Linked DNA regions of Homo sapiens: all the other regions are linked to region 1. Evidence: chromatin contacts called from ENCODE Hi-C data. All regions are on one chromosome and are shown on one strand. Each heading gives the region's core, a stretch centred on a gene start or an enhancer-like site at or near the end of the contact. The rest is flanking DNA. Distances are from core to core; before and after follow the strand shown.

Region 1 (3,776 bases), core at 718-3,217:
TCTCTGGTCCTCAATATATTGTAAAAGAGGAGGGTAAGAGCAGTTGTTCTTTGATATTGCTTCCACTGTAAAACTTTATGATCCAGGAATACATTTGCTAATGTTAATGCATCTCCTATTCATTAATACAAGACTGTTCTGTATTAGAAGCTAAAAAAAGAGAAAATATATATCTGAAAAGAACAAGGAAATGAAAGTTAACTAATGTTGAAAAATTCAAATTTCAGTTTGAACACAGAGATCTACACAGTGATCTAATGTGTTTAAATATCCCTCCAACCAAGGAATTCTGTTAATTGCCAACACAAAACATTAGGTGTTTCAAAATTTTGTACTTCATGAGTTAATACCAACACAAAGTATGATATAATTGCAGTATAACTTTAATTTGTTAGAAATTGTAAGACTTTTAAAAGCAATACATACCACTGCATTAATACTAATCAAGCTTTATGCTTCACCAATTAAAATGTCTAAGCTAGATTATAGCCTTATTATAAAAACGAGGTTTTTCTTAGCAAGCCTACCAAAATGCAATATTACTGCCATCAAGTTCCCTAGATACTTACACATGCAACTGAAGGCAAACAGCCAGGTTTCCTTTCTTTGAGAAACTTTAGTTGTCTATTTTTTGAAATGTTTTCCTTCTCATGGGACCAAAAAATGTTTACAACTAAAGCAAACTACTGCAGGGAGGGAATACACAATTAAAACAAATCTACCATCCAGATGCAACAAGCGTGGAATTAGGACTGGACAGGATAGTCGGCGGTGTTGTGATACTTCTGTTGAAATTATTAACAAGACAAGACCATCATTCGCCCCCAATTATGTTTATCCCCTCGTTGAGTTTGATGATCACACAAAATCTGAAGTCTAAATATAAACGTTTTTATATTCAAAGTCAATATTCAAGAAAACTTTTCCACTAATGTTGCTAAACCATAGATGGATCCCAACAAGAGTTGTCTGTAGAAGTCTCGTAACAAGTAACCTTTAGCTCCACCACCTAAGTTTCCAATCACTGAGAAGAGTCTGGGACAACTCATCTTCAGGTTCACGGGAGAAGTGGAGCACACCTGCTTTCCTCTGGCAGAGTAACTTCCCAGGGACACAAAGGCCAGAGAATCAGACCTGGAGAGGCAAAAAGCTTTAGCTGGACACCCACCAAGCCCCTGGCAACCCAAACACTTCGAGCGATTTACCTCTTGCTGTTACTTCCCAGGCACCTAGCCGCATAAGATCTTGCAGGACGGGGGGAGGGGAGGGCTATGCGGTCCTGTCCCAAGTAAGGGGAGGGGTGTAGACAGTTAATGCCAGAGCCAGCGTTTCTGGCCACAACCGAGCAGCCTCAACGAGAGGGGTTGGTGACTGCTCTCGGCCCGCCCCGTTACTCAGTGCATTGCAATGGCGACCGCCAGGCTCCCCAAGCCGCCTGATCTCGGCCCCTTCCCCCTACTGCTCACTGGCTGCTCGGCTTCATGTGACTAAACAAAACCCCCAAGTCTAGTGCCCAGCTCAGCCCCTTTGTGTCCGCTACCGGATCCTCCGACGCCGCAGCGGAAAGCCCCCCCCCCATCCCCCCGCCGAGTCCCGCCCCGCGGCGGCGGCCGCCGCTCACCTCAGGCTCCGTGGCCCCCAGCGACCGCCGCGGCCGCCGCCTCCCCGAACCCGGGGCCCGGGCTCCTTGTGTAGCACCAACTCCGCCTCCTCGGCCGCCGCCGCCATCTTAGCCTGTGCGGCAAAATGCGTCCTTTTGGATGGCTGGGACCCAGCCTAGGGCGTAGCTCCCCGGGCCCGAGAGCCGGAGGCCGGGTCCCCCAAGTTCTTCCGCCACCCTCAGTCCCGCCGCTGCCACAGCCCAGAGGCCCGAAACCCACTCGGGTCCCAGCGAATCTGACCAAATAACCCCTGAAACTCACAGTTTGGTGCCGTGTGCGTCAAACCGGGGCGACGTTGGGAGCACGCGGCGTCCCCGCGTCACACGCCGCTCTGTACGCTACTCGGCTCCAGCGGCCCCCCTCCGCTCCCCGCTTTTCGCCTCCAGCCCCGGTTCCCACGGCGCAGGCGCGCTGCTTTCCCGCCTCTGCCGGGCTGCGGGCCGCGGGGGTGGCCAGCGAGGAGCTCCCGGGAAGCTTCGCGCTGGTGGAGCGTCTGGGCCAATTAGACAAACGAGGGCAGCGGAAACAGTGCACCACTGTTCTCGGGTGCCAGAAACCAAACAAGGTCACCTCCCCCAGCGCTGACCTAATCACTCCCAAGGAGGTTCCCGCCCCAAAGTAGGCACGCTCCAAATATGGTGGTGCCCAAACTCTGCAAGACCCAAGCACTAGGCATGCCTAGGCCCTTTAAGGTGGAACAGGCCCAGGTTTGAGTTCCACGATCACGAGCGTGCAAAAATCTCTGTTATTTTCCTCTTGTTGAGGAAAACAGCAATATTTGCCAATCACAACTGTGGAGTAATGGCAGAGGGAAGGTTTTAGGATCTTAAGGGGGCAGATTGTTGGGAGTTGCTTGATGGCCAGGCAAAGCATCAAGTGTGACATCTCAGTTACCCGGACAGCCTGCCCTGAAAGGTGGCCGAGGTTTGCTCCAGTTTGACTCTCTGAGGATACTCTCTCCCTGCATTACTGAAAGTGTCGTGGTTCTACGAATTAAAGTTATATAAGAAGCATGTGAGATGCTGGTTAACCCTTCAGAGAATCAGTCCCTAGAGGGTTCTGGAAATTTTCATTTTTAACAAGACTTCACCACAGGATCCTGGGGCAGAGAAACACTGAGTGGGCTATTCTTTTGTTTTTCGACTGAGCCAACGAGAAACTGCTAACATGTTTAAGATTAACCAAGAGTTCTTGAGAAATCTACTGGTCCCGCCTTAATTATTTGGCTTCTCTGAACCTCTGTTTACTCATTTAAAAATTTAAAAATAAAAAAGTTTTCCTTAGTTGTACAGCTGTCATTACTGTGGCCCTCCAAACCCTCAAGATGTTATTGACATTCGGAAGAATATACCATAACTGCATTTATTTGACAAGAATGAGAAACATTCTCTTTCCTATGGAATGATGCCTTCAGCAACAGCAAACGTAGATTCCAAACAACAAATATTTGACTAAACACATTAATTGCTTCATTACTTAATAGCTAACACTTTTGAGTGCTTACTGTGTACCAGGCATTGTTCTAACTTGCTCGATTTCATTGTAACCCAATGAGACAAAGAGGAGTAAGGTGATTTTCTCGAAGTCATACAGTTCTTTGGGCTCTTTAAAATGCAAATCTCCTGTCTTCATTTACACAAATGTGTAAACAATAAAATATAAATACGTATATATTTGCAGTCAATGGGGGAGGGGTGCTCTTTGGATCATTTCGTTTGCAGAATCCATTAAAATTGGACATTCTCAGTTTACTATTGGACTTACTACAAAATATTATGTACTATGGAAATTCTTACATTATATCACTGTAAAAGCAGTTACTAAGAAAATAACTGTCATTAATGTATACCACTGACTAATGTGCAGACAAATCACACAAGCAAATAGAATCATTCAGAACTCAGCCATGATCAGGAACTTGTCTCACTAATGAAGCTGTTTTTTACACTAGAACTCAGCAACTGAATTGTAATACTGTGGAAGTCATAATAGCAGTAAAAGTAATCATAGTAATTATAATAGTAGAAGTAGTAATAGTTGATGAAACGCTGTACAAAATGGATCTCAAAAGCTTCTATGAATGGCAGAAAATATAATGACAGAAAGCTTGAATAA
Region 2 (3,776 bases), core at 457-2,956, 6.9 Mb after region 1:
ATGGGCTTCTTAAATGTTCTTAGTTGAAACAATATATGAAATCAAGCTTGGCATTCAATGTTTCACTGGCATCTTTCTCCTCAGTAGAATGTAAGAACTGATTTCGAAGACAACTGCAGAGAAAGAAATCAGTTAAGCAGATAACACACCATTCTGAAATTAAAGAGCCAAAAGCCACCCATCCTAAGTCAACTCCGATATCTTAAATCAATACTGCCTTAATACTGTCAGAAGCTTGTTTTTCGACTTAGTAAATAAAATTTTTTAAAAAGTTAAGTCAAAGTCACAAGGACCAAAAAGGAATAGACTACCCTAAATGAAATATAGAAAAAGACAAGTATCTATTATCCTGCACACAGATGAACAACTATTTGTTAAATATATCATATTGCTCAATATCAAAAAGTCAACTCTCCAAAACAGAAACCAAAAGTAAACTAACCAGAGATGTCCACATAATACACTTTGGCTCTTGTTACTAAAATGATTTTTCAAACCAAGTTATGGAGCCTGGAGAAAACAGGACTACTTCCTCCCAGAATATAAAGTTTCTTCAATTACGGAGGCAAAATGTGGCAAAAGCAGCTATTTTGCAAACAGGTGGTTTGCAAAACTTTTACTTAAGCCGCCAAAAGGACTGACGAAAGGAAAATTTTGTTATTTCTAAAGAAAACACACACACACATAATTTTCTACCAGAGTAGAAGACTCAAATAAAGAAAAGCCCCAAACAAAACAGAAAACTAAAAATCAGTTTGTCTTAGCTCAAAAGTGCTGACCTAGGTTTAGTATGTGTAAAATCACTGTTGATAATTAAATCCTTTTCATCGCATATATTAAGATACTAGAGAGAAAGGAAATGCCATGTCGTTTCAGGTAGGACCTTATTTACATAAAAAAAGATTTTTTTTAACAGAAACGGAGTGCAAGAGGGAATCAAAAACCGTTGAGAGGAGAGAAAAATACAGTTAGTTTTTCTGAGGGCACTGCATTTTTCATGTTCTGAATACTTCGTTCCATTCTCTCCATGTTAAATTATTTCATAAACAATACTATGACTAGAGGCGACTGCTACAGCTGACACACAGATGTTTTATTTCTATGCTTCACCTTTGCAAATAGCAGGATTCAGCTATTGGAAATGGGGGCAGTGGAGGTGTCCAGAAACGACATACAGGAGGTGAAGGGGTAGAACGTGTGGGAAATGGGCACTCCTACCCCCTAGAGTCCACCTCTCTGGAACTCCAGTGCTTCTTCAGTCACTGACATTCAGAGGAGGACAAGACAGGCTTCCTGAAATCTCTTCCGAAGTAAACAGGTCCCGACGCAAAGGGCAACCCCTCCAGTAGCGGAAAGTCCTCCCCTGAGCTCCCCGCCTGCCCACGCGGGCCTGTGGCTCCGCGCTCCTCCGCTCCCCCGCAGAGCTCCCACGGGGGAAACTTTCCCGCGTCTCTCACTCTCCGGGGTGCGGGGGCCGCGGGGGCCTCCCCGGCACCTACCCGCAGAGCACTCCCCACCACCCCGCCACCACCGACGAGCCGGCGCGAAGTCCGTACCTCGATGTCCGCCGAGTCCTTACTGAGCACAGGGGCCATGGCAGTGCCTACAGTCTCGAGTCTGCCAGTGACAAACCCTCCTTGCGTCCTCAAGCTCCAGCCAGAGAGCCAAGTGACAGCAGCCGGAGCGCGAGTCGAAAACAGGCAGACTAGGGCCGGCGGCGCGGGGGCGGAGCGGGCGCGGGGCGGCAACGCCCCCGGGGCGGGGCTGCGCTCTCGGTCCTGCGGCTCCCGCGCCAGGCACGGCAGCCGCAGCCCGGCCTTCCCAGTTCAGCCCGCTCCGCGCCCCAGCCTGCAAGCAGAAGGGAGGGAGGGAGTAGAGCACCCGCTCTGGGGACTGGCCTTTAATCTCTAAACTGCTAAAAACAGAGCTAGGCAGGCGGGGCCAGATAGGAGGGATCCCCAGGCAAAGGTAAAAGCAGTCCGCGCTCCAAGCAACAACTTGCACTTTTTCTTTTCTTCCACAGAAACCCCGCGAGATGTAGATACATTGTTTGAGGGGCAACTGCATTTTCAGGAACTCCTCAAGGATGAAATAGTAGATGTTCCTCCATCCATCCACCAAGTAGGTGGGCGGGGTTTGAGCTGCAGTGGAGGATACCAAAGCACCGGTCTTCTGAGAGTTCACAGCCCCAGCGGGGAGGGGAGGGAGGCGAGCAAAAACATCCACAGCCCGCAGCAGCATACAGGAAGTGCTGCAGGTGGTACATAATCAAGGTTGTCTTTTTGCAGGAAAGTCTCATTTTAATGGTTATTTTTTTAAATATTTTTTATTCTAAAACGTGAAACTCTTTTGAAAAGTTGCTCTTCGTTTTTGCTCTAGAGCTTGCTGAGGAGAAGGGAGAGATTTCCTGTAGAGTTGGTCCCAATCCAGAAAACATTCACCTCGTTTTTTGAGGATATGTGTACTCCAGACCTCTCTCCTTTTCTCCCCGCCCCCCCCCCACCCCTGTTAGATGCATCCCACCTCTCTTCTACCATAACACTTTCTACTTCCGTTAGGACATTTGCGGCACTCCTTCATGCACTTGGCTAGGTAGTGACACCTTGGAGTCAAGTATTTCTCCCTTATTATTTTTTCATTAGTCCATTCATCGTTTTATTCAACGAATATGTTTATTGAGCATTTTCAATATGCCAGACACAGACACTGTGCTAGGTTCTCCGGATATAGTCTTCAAGAATACACATCACTGTCATGGAGATTATACTCAAAATAAGCAAGTAAGAAAATGTGATGCCTGCTTGTAAGATAAAAGAAAAATAGGACAGAATAACTAGGGTATGGGTACCTTGCGTGGTTGAGAAGGCTTCTCTGAACAAACCATCAGATTACCTTCCAGAACCTGGAAATTACTAAAAGACAGATACATTTTTCTTGAATCAAATATTAACAGACACTAGAAAGTTAAATGGAAACCTTAGAATCATCTTTGACTCCTTTATCCTTATTGCCTCATTTAATCTATGCCCAAACTCTCAGAAGTCAACCTCCTAAATAGATTTTGAATCATTCATTTCTCCATTTTGCTGCATCCACCATGGTCCAAGCTACTGGTATTCTAGCTTCTATTCTTACCTCATATCCATACCAGATTGAGCTTTAGAAAGTATTAACTGGCTCATGCCATACAACGATACATCCACACACCCAGGTACCCATGGTATAAATCCTTCAATGGTCCATTGCAGTCAGAATATAATACAAACTCCCTAGTAACCGCTGAATAACCTGCTCTACTCCGCTTCTCCGCCACTCTTGCCCTGACTCATTATGTTCCAACCACAAGGTAATCTTCTCATCCTCCATCCACTTCTCTACCTTTGCACATTGCCCTCCACTTGGAGCTCTTCTTCCCCTTCTACTCATCATTTAGGTCTCACTGAAGCCTTTATGATCTAACCCCATCACCAACAAAATTACACCCACTCTGTCTTTTTCATTATATTTCGTCTTCATAGACTTTTCAAATGTTGTTTAAATATTTATTTGAATGTGATTCATTTAATATATGTCTTCTATTTAGAGAGGAAGCTCCAGGAAGAGGGGGCCCATGTGTACTTTTATTGTTTACTGGATACTCAGTTCCTAGCTCAGGACTGAAGCATAAGAGACCAAGAACACTTGGTGATTGAATGAACAGAGTACATTCGTTTATACACTGGGCAGTTCATTTTAGAAACTTTAGTTTCTCTGCATCACATATTCTCATTGTCCTA
Region 3 (3,776 bases), core at 367-2,866, 5.7 Mb before region 1:
GTTTTATTAGCTGTAAAATGGGAATGGCAATTATCTTCTTTAGAGGTTGTTGCGAAGGTTAAGTGGGAACATTGTAAACTGTGTGACACAGCATCTGGAACATAGGAGGCCTAGCTCTTGGAAGTTCAAGGTTTTACTGGCACTCACCATGAATAAGACAACATTTATTCTACAGTAGTTATTTATGTTCCATTCTTATCTCAACTAGAATGTAAAGCAGGAAACTGATCTTCATTTTTTTGTATCCTTCCAGACCCAAGGCCAGTGCTTTCCATATAGCAAGTGCTCCATAAATCTCTGTTGAATGAGGAAACTAAGCACAACTCCCAGTCATATCCAGTTTCCTTCTGCTGGTGAGTCACACCAATTGTGAGTACAGTGTAATAAACCTTACAGGGAAGAGGAAGGGATTTGAAGTGGATGAACATTTAAAAAGTTGCCATCCTGTCCAGTTCATCAAAATGACTTTGTAAAAGTACTGCAGTGTTCAATAAGAACACGTTTCATGTTGAGTTTCTGTTTTTCATTTGACTTCAGATAAAGTATTTTAGTGATACTCATATAGGTCTCATCTGACAAAACAAGTAAACGCAAAGGAAAAAGAATGTCATATCTCAACAAAGCCATTCGTTACGAATAAATATGAAGGTTTATGTGGTTCTGCACCATCCGAGAAGAGCATAATTTAGCTACTGAATATTTTCGACGTTTACCTGTACATTAATTCTCAGCTACGTGTATTCACTCCCCCAACCCCAATTTAAATATGTGGGCGTCTGCTTACTAGGGGAATTCCAGGTTGTGCTTTCAGCTGTTGAGCTTCCTCAAGCCCCCTTATGCAAAAGAGCTTCACATTTTTGGTCCACTGCTTGGGATCCTTCACCTGGTACAGCCTTCGCTCTAGGCTGAGTGAGCAGCCTAGGCAGCCTGACTTAAGGATGAATCTGAGCCGCCAGTCCCTAACGAAGCATCTCCAAGAACCCAGTTGGGGGGAAAGCATGAGGAGATGGGTGAGGAGTGGGCAAGAATCAAAACACCACTTGGCAACAAAGCCCAAGCTCTGCGTTTAGCGATGTAAAACCTGGATTGACAGATCACTGGAGGATCACTGCCACCAAGGTCCCTCGGATGCAGGGCTCGCCACAGTCCTCCTGTGCTAGGACTTTCCGCTCCTCCGACCTGGAGGATCCTCCTTGTCCTCGGACTCCAGGCTTCCGCTTTCGTCTCCCGCTGGGCTGCAGCCCGCCCCCGCCCGCCCTGGGCACAGCTGCGTTACTCACGTCCTTCTTCACTTCAGTGAGGTCCTCCTCGGTGAGGGACGGTGCGGTGGGCTCCATGGTGGAGGCGGGAGATGGCGCTTCTTCCGGGTCCGGGAGCTCGGGCTGCGCCGCCCCGCCCTGGCTGGGGGCTTCGGCCTCCGGGTAATGGGGAAGAAGGAGAGGAGGCGGAGCGGGTCGGGAGAAAGACGGCCGCCCCTTCGGGAACAGAGGGACTCGGGGGTCAAACCGTAGCGCTTCCGGCCCCGCCTCTGAGGTCGACGGCGACGCGAATCTACGCGACGCGACGCGGAGCTCGGAGCAGCGTTCCTTCCCTCTCGTAGAGGCTCAGGCGCAGGCACCGCCCCACGGCGAGGCGCGTCGCTTAGCAGAGCCCGCCCTGTCTCTGCGGCAGCCTATCGACGCCAGCCCGCGGGCCGATCCTGTTCCCGCCCCCGACCGGAGCCTTTCGGGTGGCTCCGCCCACAGCGGGCGTTTCCTCAAGCCACGCCTGCGCAGGTCGTCGGTAAGTGGCCCGGGTTAGCTTCCTCATAAGGCATCGTTTCCGTGGGTGGGGTCCGTCAGTGCCCAGGCAGCTGGCACTCTCAGCCTTTGCTGCCTGCTCACTTCGGGGGAGTCCGGTCTGGGCTTGTCAGTACCTTGGGTTCCTCCCCTTTTCCCAGACCCTGCCCTACAATTTCCTGTTGTTACGTTTGCCAGTTACTGTTTTGGTCACACACAAACGCACTCATACACACATACACATGCATACACACAAACAGCCTAACTACAATACTAAACAAATTTTTGAAAGAAAAAAAGAAACCACCTACAATCCCACCACTTTAACACCTCATTTAACGTTTGCATACTTTTTGGTCACTGTTCATTATAAACATAGCTTTTCCTCATTAGTTAATCTGTGTAATGGAGATAGATATGCTTACCTTTTAGGGCTGCCGGGATCATATGTAAAGTTCTTAAAGGTAGTTGGGCACACAGTATGCACTCAACTGATTATTTATTTATTTATTGAGACAGGATCTCACTCTGTCGCCCAGGCTGGAGTGCAGTGGTGCGATTCTCGGCTCACTGCAGCTTCCACCTCCAGGGCTCAGGCGATCCTTCCACCTCAGCCACCAAGCAGCTGGGAGTCCAGCTAGTTTTTTTGTATTTTTTATAGAGATGGAGTTTCGCCATGTTGCCCAGGCTGGTCTCAAACTCCTGGGCTCAAGCCATCCACCCGCCTCGGCTTCCCAAAGTGCAGGGACTACAGGCATGAGCCACCCAGCTCATCCTACTCAAACATTTATTGAGTCCTTACTAATATGTTCTAGGCAACTTATACTATGAGTCCTCCATTTTATAGGGGGAGACTGATGAAGAGACGACTATCCCCAGACCGTATTTTAACTACTATGGCGCTGTGTAAGAAGCAACCTGAGAAGTGTGGATGAAAAGCTACAGGTAGAGCCCTGGGCCCAAGACGGTGGCTTGGACAACATGCTAAATAAACTATAAACTAGATGGTATTTGAAGCTACGAGAGTAGATAAAAATGACAGGAGGACCAAGGAGAAACTTGGGAACGCCAATGTTTAAGAAACGGGAAAGCAAAAAAAAAAAAAAACACACACAAAAAAACAATGTAACCAGAGCCACAAAAACCAGAATCACAGCAAGGGATTCTGATGTTTACATTATGTCCTGTTTCCATGTTGACACATTACACAAGGACAGTTTTTTTCTAATTGCTTAATTTTTCATCATCTTCCATCCGATTTACTGAACCATCCTTAACTTTAGGATGAATCCTTTCATTTAACAAATGTGTTTTGAATGTCCACTATGTGCCAGACACTGTTCTAGGTGCTAGGAAAACAGCTGTGAACAAAACCAATAAAAATCTCTTTCCTCATGGAATTTATATTCTAGTTTATTTGTGTTTGGGGCAGACGAGGTAGGCACTTGAAAAATTTTATCTAAGTTTATTTATTTATTTATTTGGAGACAGAATCTCGCTCTGTCACGCAGGCTGGAGTGCAGTGGCACGATCTCTGCTCACTGCAACCTCCTCCTCCCAGGTTCAAGTGATTCTCCTGCCTCAGCCTCCCCAGTAGCTGGGATTACAGGCGCATGCCACCACACCCGGCTATATCTAAGTTATTTTAAAAAAATAATTAATTAATTTATTTTTTTGAGACGGAGTCTCACTCTGTTTCCCAGGCTGGAGTGCAATGGCACCATCTCAGCTTACTGCAACTTCTGCCTCCCGGGTTCGAGCGATTCTCCTGCTTCAGCCTCCTGAGTAGCTGGGACTACAGGCACACACCACCACGCCCAGCTAATTTTTGTACTTTTAGTAGAGACAAGGTTTCACCACATTGGCCAGGTTGGTTTCGAACTCCTGACCTCAGGTGATCTGCCCACCTCAACCTCCCAAAGTGCTGGGATTACAGGCATGATCCCCCACGCCTGGCTATATCTAAGTTATTTAATTTATTAGAAGATGATAAATACT

Evidence for each region. Hi-C counts contacts between places; a loop is a spot of excess contacts on that map. Pooled maps may share reads with other maps.
Region 2: a loop to region 1 is called in a map of CD8-positive, alpha-beta T cell, with 19 times the contacts of the local background. The contact joins the promoter of DPYD here to the promoter of ZNF644 in region 1. A Hi-C loop is called at or near these places in 2 of 168 maps with a recorded cell type or tissue (CD8-positive, alpha-beta T cell and naive thymus-derived CD4-positive, alpha-beta T cell) and 8 of 50 pooled maps.
Region 3: a loop to region 1 is called in a map of B cell, with 27 times the contacts of the local background. The contact joins the promoter of BCL10 here to the promoter of ZNF644 in region 1. A Hi-C loop is called at or near these places in 1 of 168 maps with a recorded cell type or tissue (B cell), 1 of 37 single-sample maps with no recorded cell type and 10 of 50 pooled maps.

Annotation. Positions count from the first base shown.
Region 1 is chr1:91,020,068-91,023,843 of GRCh38, forward strand. ZNF644 (zinc finger protein 644) reads right to left here and starts at 1,968. Exons shown (of 6, transcript NM_201269.3): 1 at 1,923-1,968. RefSeq lists enhancers at 1,225-1,774, 1,775-2,324, 2,325-2,874 and silencers at 1,558-1,627, 1,958-2,187.
Region 2 is chr1:97,919,328-97,923,103 of GRCh38, forward strand. DPYD (dihydropyrimidine dehydrogenase) reads right to left here and starts at 1,707. Exons shown (of 23, transcript NM_000110.4): 1 at 1,557-1,707. The coding sequence starts at 1,595. RefSeq lists a silencer at 1,513-1,912.
Region 3 is chr1:85,275,016-85,278,791 of GRCh38, forward strand. It overlaps BCL10 (BCL10 immune signaling adaptor), which reads right to left and starts at 1,617. Exons shown (of 3, transcript NM_003921.5): 1 at 1,281-1,617. The coding sequence starts at 1,337. It overlaps BCL10-AS1 (BCL10 antisense RNA 1), which reads left to right and starts at 1,343. Exons shown (of 2, transcript NR_045484.1): 1 at 1,343-1,782; 2 at 2,626-3,073. RefSeq lists enhancers at 810-2,009, 1,215-1,917.